3 separate regions of the Mus musculus genome follow, and all the other regions are linked to region 2. Evidence: chromatin loops called from intact Hi-C (ENCODE). Cell type or tissue: left cerebral cortex. All regions are shown on one strand. Each heading gives the region's core, and the rest is flanking DNA. Links, peaks and the distances in the headings are about the cores only.

Evidence for each region. Hi-C counts contacts between places; a loop is a spot of excess contacts. Peaks named below come from ENCODE experiments on the same cell type or tissue, not always from the same donor. Only the 100,000 strongest peaks of a DNase experiment are listed, where the experiment ranks them.
Region 1: it touches region 2 in a loop (2.0-fold over the local background); 3 of 42 quality-filtered maps call a loop at or near these places.
Region 3: a loop joins it to region 2, with 5 times the contacts of the local background. A loop is called at or near these places in 3 of 42 quality-filtered maps.

The regions. Positions count from the first base shown.
Region 1 is chr1:176,925,716-176,929,167 of GRCm38, reverse strand. The region is part of intron 13 of Sdccag8 (serologically defined colon cancer antigen 8); the gene reads right to left. All of the region lies in intron 3 of Gm15423 (a long non-coding RNA gene), which reads left to right. Among named protein-coding and RNA genes, the nearest start is that of Gm15423, 14 kb to the left of the region's middle. In left cerebral cortex, for the core only: a CTCF peak has its summit at 1,566; a DNase peak (open chromatin) is centred at 1,677; H3K27ac peaks cover 2,319 bases.
Region 2 is chr1:177,047,565-177,055,419 of GRCm38, reverse strand. Akt3 (thymoma viral proto-oncogene 3) reads left to right here. Exons shown (of 13, transcript NM_011785.4): 10 at 5,168-5,382. Among named protein-coding and RNA genes, the nearest start is that of Gm15423, 110 kb to the right of the region's middle. In left cerebral cortex, for the core only: no CTCF peak of the experiment used is centred there; a DNase peak (open chromatin) is centred at 3,815; H3K27ac peaks cover 1,862 bases.
Region 3 is chr1:176,929,507-176,932,958 of GRCm38, reverse strand. All of the region lies in intron 13 of Sdccag8 (serologically defined colon cancer antigen 8), which reads right to left. It overlaps Gm15423 (a long non-coding RNA gene), which reads left to right. Exons shown (of 5, transcript XR_003948788.1): 3 at 1,031-1,104. Among named protein-coding and RNA genes, the nearest start is that of Gm15423, 9.8 kb to the left of the region's middle. In left cerebral cortex, for the core only: no CTCF peak of the experiment used is centred there; DNase peaks (open chromatin) are centred at 1,229 and 1,662; H3K4me3 peaks cover 1,005 bases; H3K27ac peaks cover 2,500 bases.

The DNA.
Region 1 (3,452 bases), core at 488-2,987, 120 kb after region 2:
GCTGAAACATTGCTGACCAATTCAACCACTAAGGATTCTGAATAGATGTCTTCTTTCAGGGAGAGAAAGAACCCAAGTGCCAGCAGTGCTCACAGGAGAACTTAAGGAGCCCTGGGCTGCAACGCTGCTGCCATTAGCAAAGGACAATATCAGGAAGGAAAGGATGGCTTTCCCTCTAAAGACAAAGACTAAAGTTAGAAAAGAGGGAGTACTCTCTGTAGCCTTAATTTGTCAACGCTATAACCTTGCCAACAAGGGCTACCTAGAGTAATGGATCATGCCCTCAACTAGCCTCAAGTTTTCTAGACTGAACATTGTGACGGCTGATTACCATCATCATCATCTTTTTATATGAATTCGTTTTAAAGCATTGAAGTCTCTGAACAAGCAGAAGCATAGAAGCACAGCCCCTCTCTCTAATTTACAGAACTTTGTGTTAACATGATTTTACATATCCATGCATCCTCATCAAGACTCAGATATGATTTCTAGAAAATGAAGGGCAGTTGACAGAACAAGGATGTGTCTAAATCAAGGAGAGCCAGCCTGCTGAAGCAAACTGAGTCAGCTTCCAGAAGGCAGGCAAGGGCAACCTGCTTACCCACTAGGGACATGGTACTTTGTTTTTAGATGTCATGTCCAAGTAGAAGTGCAGTCATATAAAATTCCCCTTCTACCTCTGGGTCCATTCTTTGGGTAAATCTTTTAGTCAGAAACAGGCTCCGGTAAAGACAACAATGTTTTCAAGGCTGACTTTTTAAGAGTACCTTTTCTGCAGAAGGAATCCCCCCTCGACCTCAAAACCCAAGCAACCCATTTTTCTTTCCTGGTAAACTCCAGGACATGAGAAAGAGACTCAGTTCTCTCCGAGGTGATGGAAGCATGCTGGAGGCCACACGGAGCCACTGTGGAACAGACTTCACTTAGCTAGCCGTCTGCCTTACAGGCTGCTTCCCGAATGTTGCTTTAACCTATTAGTACTTGCTCCGGCCTGAAACTGACTGCATTCCACCCCCAACCCCAATTGCGGGCTTATATGGTGTAACTGTGAGCAGTGTGTTCCCCATGAGGCTGACTTCAGTCTGTGTCAGGTCACAGAGGAGAATGAAGCATTTCCCAGTCTCTTAAACCATCTTAAGAGTCTTAATAAACTTCATGTCTTGGATTTATCAATCAATGACTCACTGTGTAATAAGCACGTGGTTATTAAATAAAAAAGGAGTGCTATCTAACAACTGACCTACTAAACAAAGCCATGGAGGAGGGAGGAGGTGGGTGAGAAGAAATTAAACACCATTAAGCCAATGACTTGTTCCCTTCCCTCCATGGATCTTACAGTAGTATGGGAGGACAGAACTTTCTTTTAGAAACGCTGACTTGGGAACATTATTTTACCACATGCTGCTACCTTTCCCCTTCTATTTTCATTGAACTTGATGCTCCTTGTTGTTGAGTCAGGCAAGTGGTGTGGGCAATACGCTCTTGGTTTCCTCTGGGCTTCTTCAGAAGATGAGTTGGCTGCCTCAGCCGCCATGCTCCAGGCTGTGGGCCTGTGTGGCAGGGGAGAGGAGAGCACCCCCAGCGTCGATGTTCATTGCACACACATTTGGGCGGTGCAGAACTGAGAGCAGCGAGCCAGGGAACATTGAGCAGAACCTGCAGACACACATTTGCTGGCAGCCTCTCGCTCAAGTCTCTCTGCCCAGGGCCACTCTGAGACCAGGGTGTCTCGCCTGTCAGACAGGTGGAGAGACCACGCATAGGCAGTGTGGGGTCCACCAGAGCAAAATGGAATGCCTCTGTTTTCCTGGCTCCTTGACAGCCTACTTTCCCTGATACTGGGTGGGGGAGGAAAAGAGGATGCAATTTATAACAGCACCAAGGCCATCTATTTTGAGCCTTGAAGATGTTGGTTGCACATATATTCATTTAAAATTATTTTTGACACGTTCTCTGCTTAATTTATTCATGAAAGGAGTACAAGAGGGGGAAATGAGCTTAACTTTTAAATGGAAACTTTAGGCTAAAAATTCTTGAATAAAACGCAAGAGGAAAAAAACTGAAGTTAACCATGCAACATAAAGAAATACATTGATGCTAAGTGTCTTCTTCAAATGAGCCCAGTGGGGCTCAGGGCTGGGACCTAAACAAACTGATAAATGCTATTCTTTTTCCTTTTTTCCCCTTAATAGAAAAGAGCAGAGGTAAATTTATGTTAAACACCTGATGCCACGCTTGGTGTGGGGGGACTGGAAATAAAGAGAGAGCTTGGTTCTGGCCACCAAGCTTAGATTTTACAACCCTAAAAAACCCTTAAATACCTAGCTCTAAACTATGGGTTTTTAAATTTTTTTTATACATGTGTGTGTGTGTGTGTGTGTGTGTGTGTGTGTGTGACTGTGGCATCTACTGGCCAACTTCAAACCCTCCATTTCTTTCCCTTCCTCATTGTAATTCCAAGCTTCCCCTTCTAAGACTCATCTTCTTCATCTATTAAGGGATGTTCTCAATCTAGCTCTATGTTAGCACTGAGACAGAGAGCATCTCAAACTTCTTGTACTCAACCAGATTTCTTTGAGCTCCTGCTCATTTGTAAATCACTAGTTTTGTAAAAATGCAATACACTAAATATATATGCTCATTAATTGAACTGCTTATCAATTGTTTAAAAATGATACCCACTCCAGTTTTAAAAGCTTACTCATTACCTGTTGTGGCCATTTAAATGTACATAGGTGCTATGGGTATGTGTAGCTCAGTGGTCACTGTGTTCATAGCATGCATAAGGCCAGGCTGGAATTCAATCCCTAATGCAAAATAAGAAAAGAAGGGCGGAGGAAGTAGAAATGAAATGTGTCTATACATAGCTATATTGGTTTCTATACTGACACAGTGTTTATGTTTCTCACGTCATAGACTAGCAGCAAGCAGACACTGCTATACGGAACCAGACAGTGTGCGGCACATGCTCACTGCACTCTTGACTTCTTGCTACTTGCAGTCAGAGCTCATTTTCTAAAGTAAACAACCAAGCAACCTCAAGGAAGTGGCCACGCCTCTTTCCATTTATATTGGCAATGGGCAATATCAGGCTCAGATGAACATGAACAGAGAACCTCTCTTTGCTCCCTCTTCCCACTCCAAACTACTCAGGCAAAGAAAAAAATTTGTGATCATATTTTAAAACTGACAGGGACAACGGAGCAGACACCCACTTGCTCTTTTTTTACCCAGGGTCCTTCACACCTTGCCCCCTAGTGATATAACTTCCTCTTGGCAAAGTGTGACTTTCCCCTGGCCTGCAGAACACCATATCCCAAAGGCATGCATGTGCATCTAGACACAATTCGCTTCTAAGGGAGTAATCATGGAAATGGAGATTTTTAAAGTGAAGTTTGGGAAGTCATACTTTTGAAATTTGAAATCAAAGGCATCTCCTTTGTCTTCAGTTT
Region 2 (7,855 bases), core at 2,737-5,236:
CTTGAACTTTCTATTTTTGTAGTCTGTGCTTTGTTTTAACACCTTTAACTTATAGAAGAATTTAAAAATTACATAGAAACTCTTTTAAATTTGATTATTTAGTTTGGATCCTATTAAATCCAGATGATTTTATGCAGTGCTAATTATTTGGAGTCTCAGCTTTGCTTTTGAGTTAGCAGTACCTGCTCAACTTTCCAACTGTAAAACAGTTTGAAAATCAAATGTAGCTTACATGCAAGACCCAACAAAATTAAAAGTGTTAAGTGCGTTTTGGCAGTTCACTTTTATTGTGCCCAGTCCTCAAATGCACCGGCAGATAATCATCTGAATGTTAGTTATCTTTCACATGCTTATGTGATCACACAAAAAGTACATGCTAAAAAGAAGCAGATGGTGACAGATGGGCAAGGTTGAGGAAGGTGGTTTGGGAAACCCATAGAAATACACTTCTGTAATAGCATAAAAATAAAACTATTTGATAACCAACTTACAAAAAAACATTTAGATTATAGAATGAGTTGGTTTTTGAGAAATATATTATATCAGCCGTGGTTACTGTTGAAAATGGAAGTATTCACGTTTATTTTATCTAAATGCAAAAAGTGGGCCCTGGTGACAAAAAGTGCAGTTAATTCTCTCTTCTTGGTTTTCAGAGCCCATTTCTAAAGCATTTATTGTTAGAACTCTATATAATTGTTTTTGAAATCTGTTTAATATCTGAAATAACTTTTAAAAAATATCTGAAATGCATTTGAATATTGGTAACTTTTGGTAAAGAAATCTTTTATTGTGATAAATCAATACAAATGAAAATTTAACTACATAAAAATTTAAAATCAGAAATATACACTAACTTAATAAGAAGTAGGTAGAGTCATGGGAGTAGATGAGTATGAGGTAATTAATGTAGGTGAAGGGAACAGATAGAAATAACCCTGATGAAATTTTGATTAATGAGGATTAAATGTGAGGATAGCATCCAGTCGACTCTTTAAGTATTGTCTTTAGGAGCTCATCGTGAAAATGAATGTGGCCCGTTACATGTGCATCTATAGTCTGCAGGCAAAACCAGTAATGTCCATAGTCACGTTCAAAGTAGCCCTTGAATAAAATCTGCTGTATTTCTACAAATTGTGAAATTAGTCTTAGACTCCTAAGCTTCATGAAAAAGAGTTACTTAGCTAACATTGTTTTGAACGCTAACATTTTATTTAATTACGAATAATTTTTCAACACCTGCCCTTTTCTCTTTCTGGTAGTCTGAAAATATGTCATCCTAGTATTAAAGGGAAGTTAAGTAAATTTAAGTCTCATCAGGGGCACAGTAATTAGTTCTAGTTGTTGTCTGCCTCATAGTTAGAATTCATATTTAAGAACCTCTATCAGATGGGTTGCCTTGTTACTTGATTTAATTTATTTCTTTACTATGCACCTATTATGAGTAACATTAACAGTTATCACAATTTGTCCAATAATTGAATATTGTTTAAAAGTGAAGTAAAACAGAATAAATGCCCTCCAACTTTTACACCTAGTGCCATTTACTAGTTTAGAAGTTGTGAGTTTTTATGCTAGCTATATTTCATGTAAGCTTCTTCTTAATGTGATGAATCAGACTATTTGGTAGGATTTTAATTGAAGCACAAAATATAATTGTAAATCCTCTGAATGCTGAGGATATAAAACAATAACCTTGAGTGGGAATACTAACGATGCCGATTTTTACTTGAATCACATGGCCCAGTTTTTTAGAATTCCTTAATGTCTGTTGCTGTATGATAAACAGGCAGTATAGAGAACTATAGGAAGATATATTCATGCATGATGAATTTCTGATATTGTATATGCTTAGATTTTTTTCTTAAGGGATTTTCCTGTTCTGACTTTGGTTTGCTTTTGGAATTGTGATGTTAGCTGCATTCCGTCAATTTTACATGAAAGGAGGTAACAAAAAACATAAAACAGAAAAAATTGCATATTATATCTACAGATATTGTATCTTAAGAATTAAAATAGTAGGTCAATAATTATAATGTTATATAAAATAGCAATATGAAAAATATTGACAAACCATGGATCATATGAATTATATGCTCCTCTTTAAACTATAATCTCTTAAAATCTTAATAAGAAAACTTGTCATTTTATCAAATACCATTGATGTGAACATATAAAAAGTCTTTATAAAGAATGAATTATAGATACATATCTCTATATAACATATATATTAGTTACCTGAAAAGTGAGGATACCAAAAAAATTGAAAAAGTAGTAAATTGGTTCATCCAAGTTCACAGTTTACTTTCACAACATAGGTGTGTAGACAGTTTGTTTAGATGTTTGATTTTTCTCCCATCTGTTCTGTCAGGATTATTGATTGAGCAGCAGCCACTGCAGGGCATGCCTTGCTTTCTTATAGCTGCTAGCCTTGGGTGCAAACTGATAAAGGTATGCTTTCACTCTTCCAAGTCCTTCTTGGTAAAGTAAGACTGGAGTGAAATGCCTTTGAAAATTTCTATTATATTAATATGGAAACACTTAATAGATGTTGTCATTCAGAATTACCAGTTACTTAATGTCATCTTTCAAAATTAGTAATTAAGAGCATATTTGTAGATTAAAAATTGGGATTGATGTTGTTGTTTGCTTGTTTGTTTACTTACCAGGCTTTTAAAAATGAGTGCAAGTATTTTCATCAGATGTTACCGAATGTTTGATGTTAATTTACCTGTTTGAATATTAGGGGTTTTTTTGTTTTTGCTTTTGTTTTTGTTTTCTAATGTCTGCGTGTTCTTTCCTGAAGTTTGAGCTGTTTGAGTTGTACTTGATGTGGTCTTTCCCCACTTAGTGGACTGCTTTCGTCCCTTGTATCTGGGAATTTTGTGGAGTGGATAGGCTATCGAACTTTACTAAGGTGAGGATGTAAGTCAGCACTAGATGTCTTCATTCCTGCTTGTGTTTGGAATTTTGGGTAAAGGTCTATATTGCTTTAAGGTAAAAGACACTTAGGTCATTTTCAAGATTACTCTTTTACTGATTTCTTCTCTCAGAGTATGTTCTCATCTGCAGTTACAAACTAATAGTATGATAGATGAAGTTGAATGAGGTAGAATTAGGTTGCCCTATCAGTTTGCCTTTAGACCACTGTCTGTGATACCTTCTCACCTCCACAGTGATCATGAAATTGATGAGCTGGTTTGCTATGGAAAGCCTTCATTAGAAGAAATGGAGAGATTTTTTAACAATTAGGTTAAAAAGCACAAATTTTACTAGAATTTTAGAAAAAGAAGTACTTTGAGTAAGAAAGAAAATTTTTGTCCAAAAAATAATACAAAGGACTTATATTTTAGAATAATGAACTTGATTTTGAAAATTGAGACTGTTTCACAGAACTGCATTTTAAAATCATTCTATATAAGAGAGAAAATAGGTGAATAGTGAACGTGTTTGACATTGTGTGTCTGTGCATATAATGCAACGGTCATTTTTATTTCTACTTCTTGTACATCTCACCTCATAACTTATATAAAATGTTTGTAGTTGATAGAAAAGCCTCTTACGACTGGCTGTGCTTTTACATTCTCAGCAATGCAAAGTCTGCATGTTAGTAACAGAGTGCATTACGTCAGTATTGTTGACCACAAAGAAATACCGCAGACAGTCCAAGTTTCGTCCAAATGTATCTCTCTGTCAGTGACGGTCCACGCGTCAGACGCAAAACTGTCTGTATTGAGGATCAGTGTTTATTGTACAGAGCTAACAAAAATTATTTAGTTTTATCACATAGATTTTCTTACAGTCCAGTTCTGATTTGTAGTTGCCTTTTCTCTTCAGATGAAAACCTTCATTTTATGTACTCCTACCCGTCTGGCTGAAAACCAGGCATTTAAACAAAAATAAAGGATTGCCAGTTTTGCCAGCTGGGGATGAGAACCCGGCTGGTGAAATGTGGGTTCAGAAGGCAGTTAATCCAGCTTTTATGCTTTTTATGGTTTTATGAAAAAAAGAGGTTAAAAACCACATTTGGCTCCTTTTCATGTATGCCACTGTTTTGTTGGTGTTGTAGGAATGCAGTTAAAGATTAGTTAGAGTTTTGTTTTATTATTGGGTAAAATTCTGTATAGGTTAGGTAACTGTCCAGGAAACAATACACCTCACTAATGAGCTATTCAACAGTCAGTGTTACTTTAAAAGGTACAGGCTGTATTTCCTCTAAGAAATGAGAGGGTTCCTTACGCTTCCTGACCCTATTCCTTAGTTTTCTTCTCTTCTCTTTTCGTTTTTTCTTTTTTCTTTTTGTCCCCACTCATATTACTTACTCAGATACAAAAATATGTGAATGCTTTTTCTATTTAAAATTCTCCAAATGTTTCTCTTCCAGAGAATATTTTCTTTACTCACAGTAACTAGATTTGTGATCTTAGGTTACAGAGTATTTTCTTAGGTTCTTGGATGCAATAAAACAATGATTTGATTTGAGTTTTTGAAATTCTCTCCATAATCTTTAAATATTCATGCCTGTCATAGTATTTATAGGTAACTTTAATGTGACTGTCAGAAATATCTAAAAAAATCTACAAAATATTTGATTAATTCAAAATATGAATTTTAATTGATGAAATTCATATGCTAGAACAGGTTTCCTCAAAGCTGAGGAAAGGGTCAAATAAACTGAGGTTTAGTATCAACTCTAATGTAGTTATGTAATTAAAGTAGGATGAGGAATATTCCATCAAGCAAGAATCACATTTGCATTTGAGGGTGTGGTTTAGTGGCAAAACACGTGCATAAGGCCTTGGGTTCTAGTTGCAGCTCCATAGGTTGTCATTGGTGATAGTAAATTTACTTCTTTTGAATAATGCTTTAAAAGTTAATGTACATGGGTTGGACATGGCAGTCCAGAGGCATACAGACAGATCTCTATGAATTCAAAGCCAGGCTAGTCTACATAGCAAGTTCCAGGCCAGTCAAGAATATATAGTAAAGCTAGATGATGATGATAAGAATATATAGTAAAGCTATCTGATGATGACGATGACGACAAGGGGGAGGAGCGAGAGGAGGAGGAGGAAGAAGAAGAGCCAAGACTATAATAGTGAAGTTGCTGCTGCTGCTGCTGCTGTTGTGTTGTTGTAAAAATTTGTCATTTTTCTGGTTTTACTTCTAGGTATTAGAAGATAATGACTATGGCCGAGCCGTGGACTGGTGGGGCTTAGGTGTTGTCATGTATGAAATGATGTGTGGAAGGTTGCCTTTCTACAACCAGGATCATGAGAAACTCTTTGAATTAATACTAATGGAAGACATTAAATTCCCCCGAACACTCTCTTCAGATGCAAAATCATTGCTTTCAGGGCTCTTGATAAAGGATCCAAATAAACGGTAAGCTTCAATGATGGTCCATAAGTTACTGATGAATTGGTTAGAGTGATTTGTGAAATTAATTCAAATATGCCTGATTTCTGGAAGCATTGTATTTGGTATAAACATTTTTCCACTGAGAAACTTGTCTTATTTATGAATGCATAGTACAAAACAGTTTAAAAATTCATCAGCTCTTTTTTAACTTGAAAGTATTATACAAACTTACCATATTAGAGGGTTTTTTTAAATAGAAATTCTTTATTTGTACTATGAAAAAACAATTTTTTCATTATCTTAAATCTTGCTCCTTTGGGATAGGAAGTTCCCTTTTCTCCTTTGAGTCTCTAGGGCTTCCTATTCCTACTGACTCACATCAAAGAAAGAAAAGTCGTTTCCACTCTCCTCCTCCCACTAAACTGTTAACATTCCTATCTTTTGTTATTTAAAATTTAACCTAATACGGATAAAAAATTGATTTTAAAAGCAAGATAACCATAATTTTTTCTTAAAGAAAGCATTTACTGCCCAGTCACTCTATTTTGTTCAGTTTATCAATTCTTAATATACTCACAGGTTACATGTCAAATGTCTTCTGAATACAAAGTACCCCATAATGTCAGAGAGACATATTTTATATATTTTTTTCAATGAGGGGTGGAGGGAAGGATGGAGAAAGGGAGGGAGGGGGAAGGAGAGAAGAAGAGAGGAGAGGAGAGGAGAGGAGAGGAGAGGAGAGGAGAGGAGAGGAGAGGAGAGGGAAATTCTTTCACTCTTTCCCCCTAAGTATCAGAACTTTTTTGAAAGTTCATTAAAATCCAGGCATCTAGAGGATAGACAACTTCATATGTTTTTGATTGTCAAGAATACCTTACCTAATGTTTTGATACAGTGTATTGTGGTTCATGTTTAACATATATTTGAGAGATTCAGTTAGTGAGTGAAAGAAATACGTGAATTCTTAGAATTAGACTTTGTCTATTTTAGTAGTAGTTGCCACTGTAGGTATCTAATTTTAAATTGTTAAGAAAGGAACTGTAGCGATGGTGTAAGTGGTTCAGTGACTAGCTGCTTTGGCAGAGGATCTGGATTTGGCACACACACACACACACACACACACACACACACACACACACTCCAGTTTCCAAGGCTCCTGCACCTTCTTCTGACCTCCTGAGACACCAAACATGCACATGATAAACATGCATGTGTGCAGGTAAAACACTCATACACATAACATAAAAAGTAAGTTTAAAGACAATATGTTTTTAAGAGTGTGTCACTGCTTTCAGCAGAATTACTCACATTGTTTAGCCTTTACTAGCTCTTGGTGTTGTCAGGAACCATTCAAAAATCATACTGAGCATTCTTAGTGACTCTTATGTTTCCTTAGACTTATAAAATGTCTCTGACCATCCCCCTGCATCCAGGTACTTTCTTGTGATTTGCTTTGCTCTTTCAGTGCTTTCCAGAGTAGATCAAGTAGATAATACAAGCATTTCATGTACACAAGTGATTTGTCCATGGTCTCACTGAAAATCCATGTGGAATAAGGAATAGAAAACCAATTTCCCGGTGTGTGCATTATGTTTTTTTATGCATCTTATGTACACCAACTTCTCAGAATAGGTTTTTCATTTAAGATGATTCTGTCACCGTTATGTAATGAGCAGCATTTGCTGGAAAGTTGTATTTAAGCAGAGCTATGCCTACCAGTTCATCTTTTTGACTTGGGGAGAATCTAGTCTTTGACTTGTTTTCAAGGGCAATGAATTTTTATCCTATCTTATTCTAACTCTTCCATCTATCTTTAGTCACTCTTTCTTATGTGGTTGTCTCTATAAGTGACGAAATAAAGTTTTGCTTGTGTTTTCTATGTCTCATTCATTTAGCTACTATGGGGCATTCCCATTCTACAGATAACACATAGTTGGGAACTTTTGAATATATGTTAGATACATTTCAAGAATGTAGGGGCCCTGGTACATACTTTCTCCTTTCTGAGATTGAAAACATGATACAGGCTTATGAAGCCCCTTTGTGTAAAGTACAGAGCAGTCAGACCTCTGTGCTGCTATGTTACATCAAAGTATCAAGAGCTCAAAGATAAATAATAACATGAACAAGTCTTTTTAGACACTTATAGACAAAGGGCACAAAACTTACACTTCATATTCTCAGGCCAAACTATATACAAATGCTCTAGAAATCATAGCCTTGACTAGGAGACGTTGAGAGCCTGAGCTGGCTCTTGGAGGCCTCGAGATCTGCAGTGCCATTTAGGCATCTTTTGCCTGGGAATATAGCTAGAATCTCACCTGAACATGGTCTCTGAGAAGTTCAGTGACTAGGCTGCAGAATATGAGCAGGTGACATTGAAAGATGAAGCAGGTGCATTAGATCATAAGGATCATATGTTTCTTAGAAAATAAACTTTAGTCAGGGAAGGATGAGAAGCCAGGCAAATGCTGTAAAGAGAGAGATGGTGTCATGA
Region 3 (3,452 bases), core at 488-2,987, 120 kb after region 2:
TCACTGCTTTGAAAAACTTATAACCCAGAATATACACATCAAACCACGCACATTTTAAATCTAACATTTAAAAGTAAGGTTCTGCTTAAATAATAACAAAATAGAGGCTGCCAAGTGAACATACAATCCACCTAAGGAGGTGTGAGCTGCCTGACAGATCAGCTCTGTGAACAGCAGCAAGCACAGAAACGAAGGGGACCGGACACTCGGTCGGATGATTGTTATCCTCAGCGACTGGATACTCGGTCTCACAAGACGAACAGAACCCTCTCAGGTTTAACTGCTATTAGTAGCTTCAGATACTATTATTGTCCAGAAAAGAAAAAAAAAAAGCAGTGACTCTCTTCAAATTTATGAATTCAAATTTAAAAGGGGAAGCTTTTTGTTTTTAGGTGTGTAACCAAAGCCTTGTCAGAAAGCGCACCTAAACATGACACGATGGCATTCAGTCAGGCGGCTACAGGGGATTGCGCAGGGTCACCTAGAGATTTAATCAGGTCTCAGATGCTGATGCTAACCAGCATTTTGCAAAGTTTTTATAAATTCCTTAAAAATTAAAGAATTAAATTTTTTCTTTTGAAAATTGAAAGCAGGTTTTAGTTTTTAACCAGTCAAGAAAACAGAGGGAATTTAAAATTGAAACCTCAGGGTTTTGATTGGTTAAATATGCACAATTTATAAAACAGATTTTTCTCAAAGCAGTTTTCCGGACATGTGAAGGAAAATCATTGTGTTGCTAAATACAAAGCCAAACAAAATTTGCAGCTTAAAATTTAACTGAAGGGATATTTTTAGCATCAATTCCCAATATATTACTAGCCCTAAGTATATTATTTAAATCCTTCTTATGTAATATGCAATAATATTTAATATGTGGATTTTGTACTGAAACTATGAGCTCAAAGGGGAGTACTCTTTTCTTCTCTCTCTGAAATAGAATTTCTACATAGTTTCTGCTATATGTGGAGAAAATTTCAAAACTGCTGTGCCCAGCAAGCTTAATACCTTTCTGCATATTCTTTCTCTTTAGGGAGAGCTGTGTATGATGGGCGTTTGGTCACCTGCGTCCCTGCTGTGGAACGGTACTGTGTTGGGACTGTGTTGGTAAGTGGACCCCTTGGTGGTGGAAGTGCTACATGAGAGAAGCAAACATTAGCAGAATGCTGGTCTAATAGAGGCTGCTTGCACTAGGTGAAGGGACCTTGCCCCTCAGAACACTGATTCGGAAAGACATGTAACCTTCTTTTGGACATTGAAAGGTAAGAACAGAGACAAGAGGGAAAGATCGCTGAGCACCACGGTAGCGTCACCCCAGGCACACACAGGGGCTTGGATGCGTGCTCCCATACACAGCTCCCTTCTGTAAAAGCATACGGCAAAGACGAGGGAGCAGTGTCAGGGCTCCTCTTGCAGAAGGACTCACTCAGGAACTCAGAGAATATTTGCCTGCCTAATATGCAATGTTTATTATATCTTTGAAATAGAAGGAGTAGGAAGGAGAAAGTTTCATTTGATAACAACACCTTAGACATAAATTCTACAGGGAAAAAAAAAGGCAGCACACTTATGTTGCCAGGTTGCAGTAGAGAAGAGGGAAGCCGTTTCTAAGGGCATTACTAGGTGAAGACGGAGCTGATGTCGTTCACATCTTTAATGCCAGTTTTCCTAAAACAGCATATGGGTGTAGGATGCAAGGTAAAACATTCAGCTCCTTAATAAAGAACTGATGTTAGCTTCTCTTCATTCTGAATGTGCCTGCCTAGCTGCTCTGCTTTTCTAAGAACTACACAGGCTGGAGACACTATCATTTTCCCCGCTTTATTGATCTCTGACTGCCAATGTTATTTTGACAACAGAGGATATTCATTTTTCACCCTTTTTTCTCAGTTACCTTTAGGCAAAACCTGCTTTGAGACATGAAAATATTGCAGTACTGTAGGACAAAGACCTGGGAGGTTTTCATAGACTTGATGAGAGAGAAGACGGGTTTGCAAGATTCTGTTTAAGAGTTAGAAGAGACTAAATGACAACTTTAAATCTGCCACAATCATTTACTAATGTGCCGCTATATCAAATAAGTCTGATTTTTTGACAGCACCAAATTAGATTTATTGCAGAAACTGCTGCATAAATAGCATATGGCTATGTTATACCACCTATTTCAAATCCTGGTAATGTTTCCCCCTCCCCCCTCCAAAATGAATAATTTGAGCCAAGCTATAAACCTTCTGGAAAAATAAAAAGGAGAAAGGAAGATACAAGTTTGAAAACAGACGTAGGAGACCTGAATCTTGTTGTCAAAGGCATAGCATTTGAATAAATGTGCTGACCTATCTGGAATTATGGCTCTTCAATGCACAATTAAATTTAACAGGTTGGCTTCTCATTTTTGCACAGTAATTTGATTTTTGTTTTAAGGTTTGGGCTCTAAATTATGCTTAGATTTTGTTGTTTAGTCCACAATTACATGGAGCAAAAAGGACGAGCAAGTGGCTGTAAGTCAACCATAGCTTGAATTAGGTTATTAAGAATTATTAAGGAGAAACATACATATCACCTGGTTGCTTTTAGTTTTCATTTGTGAGAAATCATACCAGGAAGTCTTTTCTAATTTTATGTATAGTCCTGATGCTGCAAACTGTGGATAAAATATAGAGCGATCACTTGGCGTGCTACAGTGGAGAAGAGAACGGCAGAGCCACACATGCTGCAAAAATCAAAGTTCCACAGAAGCTGACATTGAAAACTCATGCAACGAATTCAGAGATGGGCAGTACCTCCATTCCCAGTCTCTCTCCAACACCCAACCCCACCCCCAAGTTTGAGACACTCCAACTCAATTCTCCCTTTTGAACAAAAGTTTCAGTGCGTCCATCGATGGGAAAGGCATTGCAAGGTCTTCCCGCAGACCAATGGGCACACCGCTGCACACACCGTGGCACTGAGCTACCCCGCAGGCTCCCTCTCTGTGGTCAGTCTTCCCAGCTGCCCTATCTGTTACTGTCTGATTAGTTCTGCTAAGGAGCCCCTCCCCTGCCAGCTTTCAGTGCCATCTGTTCCACACAAGATGGCTGCTGCCCAGCAACCTAACACTGCCCTCCTACCTGGCACCCGGCTACCATCCTTACCCCAAAGTGCTAACACAGGTTCTCGCTGCTGGCAGAGTCAGGGTTTCATTACTACTACTTTGACAAGTGCAGGGTTGTTTGTAATTTCTCTTTTATCCTGATTTTGATTGTACAACCACCTCCCACTGATTCAGTTTGCTTCAGTTTTGTTGCTCACAGATTTCACTCTCCACATTAATCTCCCTCTGGCATGTTACTGCATCTGTTCCCTTTTTTATTATTAATTTTCAAATTCCCACCATTTTTGACAAAAAGGAGGTAATCTACACTCTGTTTCTGCCCATTTCATTTTCTTTAATTTGGAAGATAAGTATGAAAGCATGC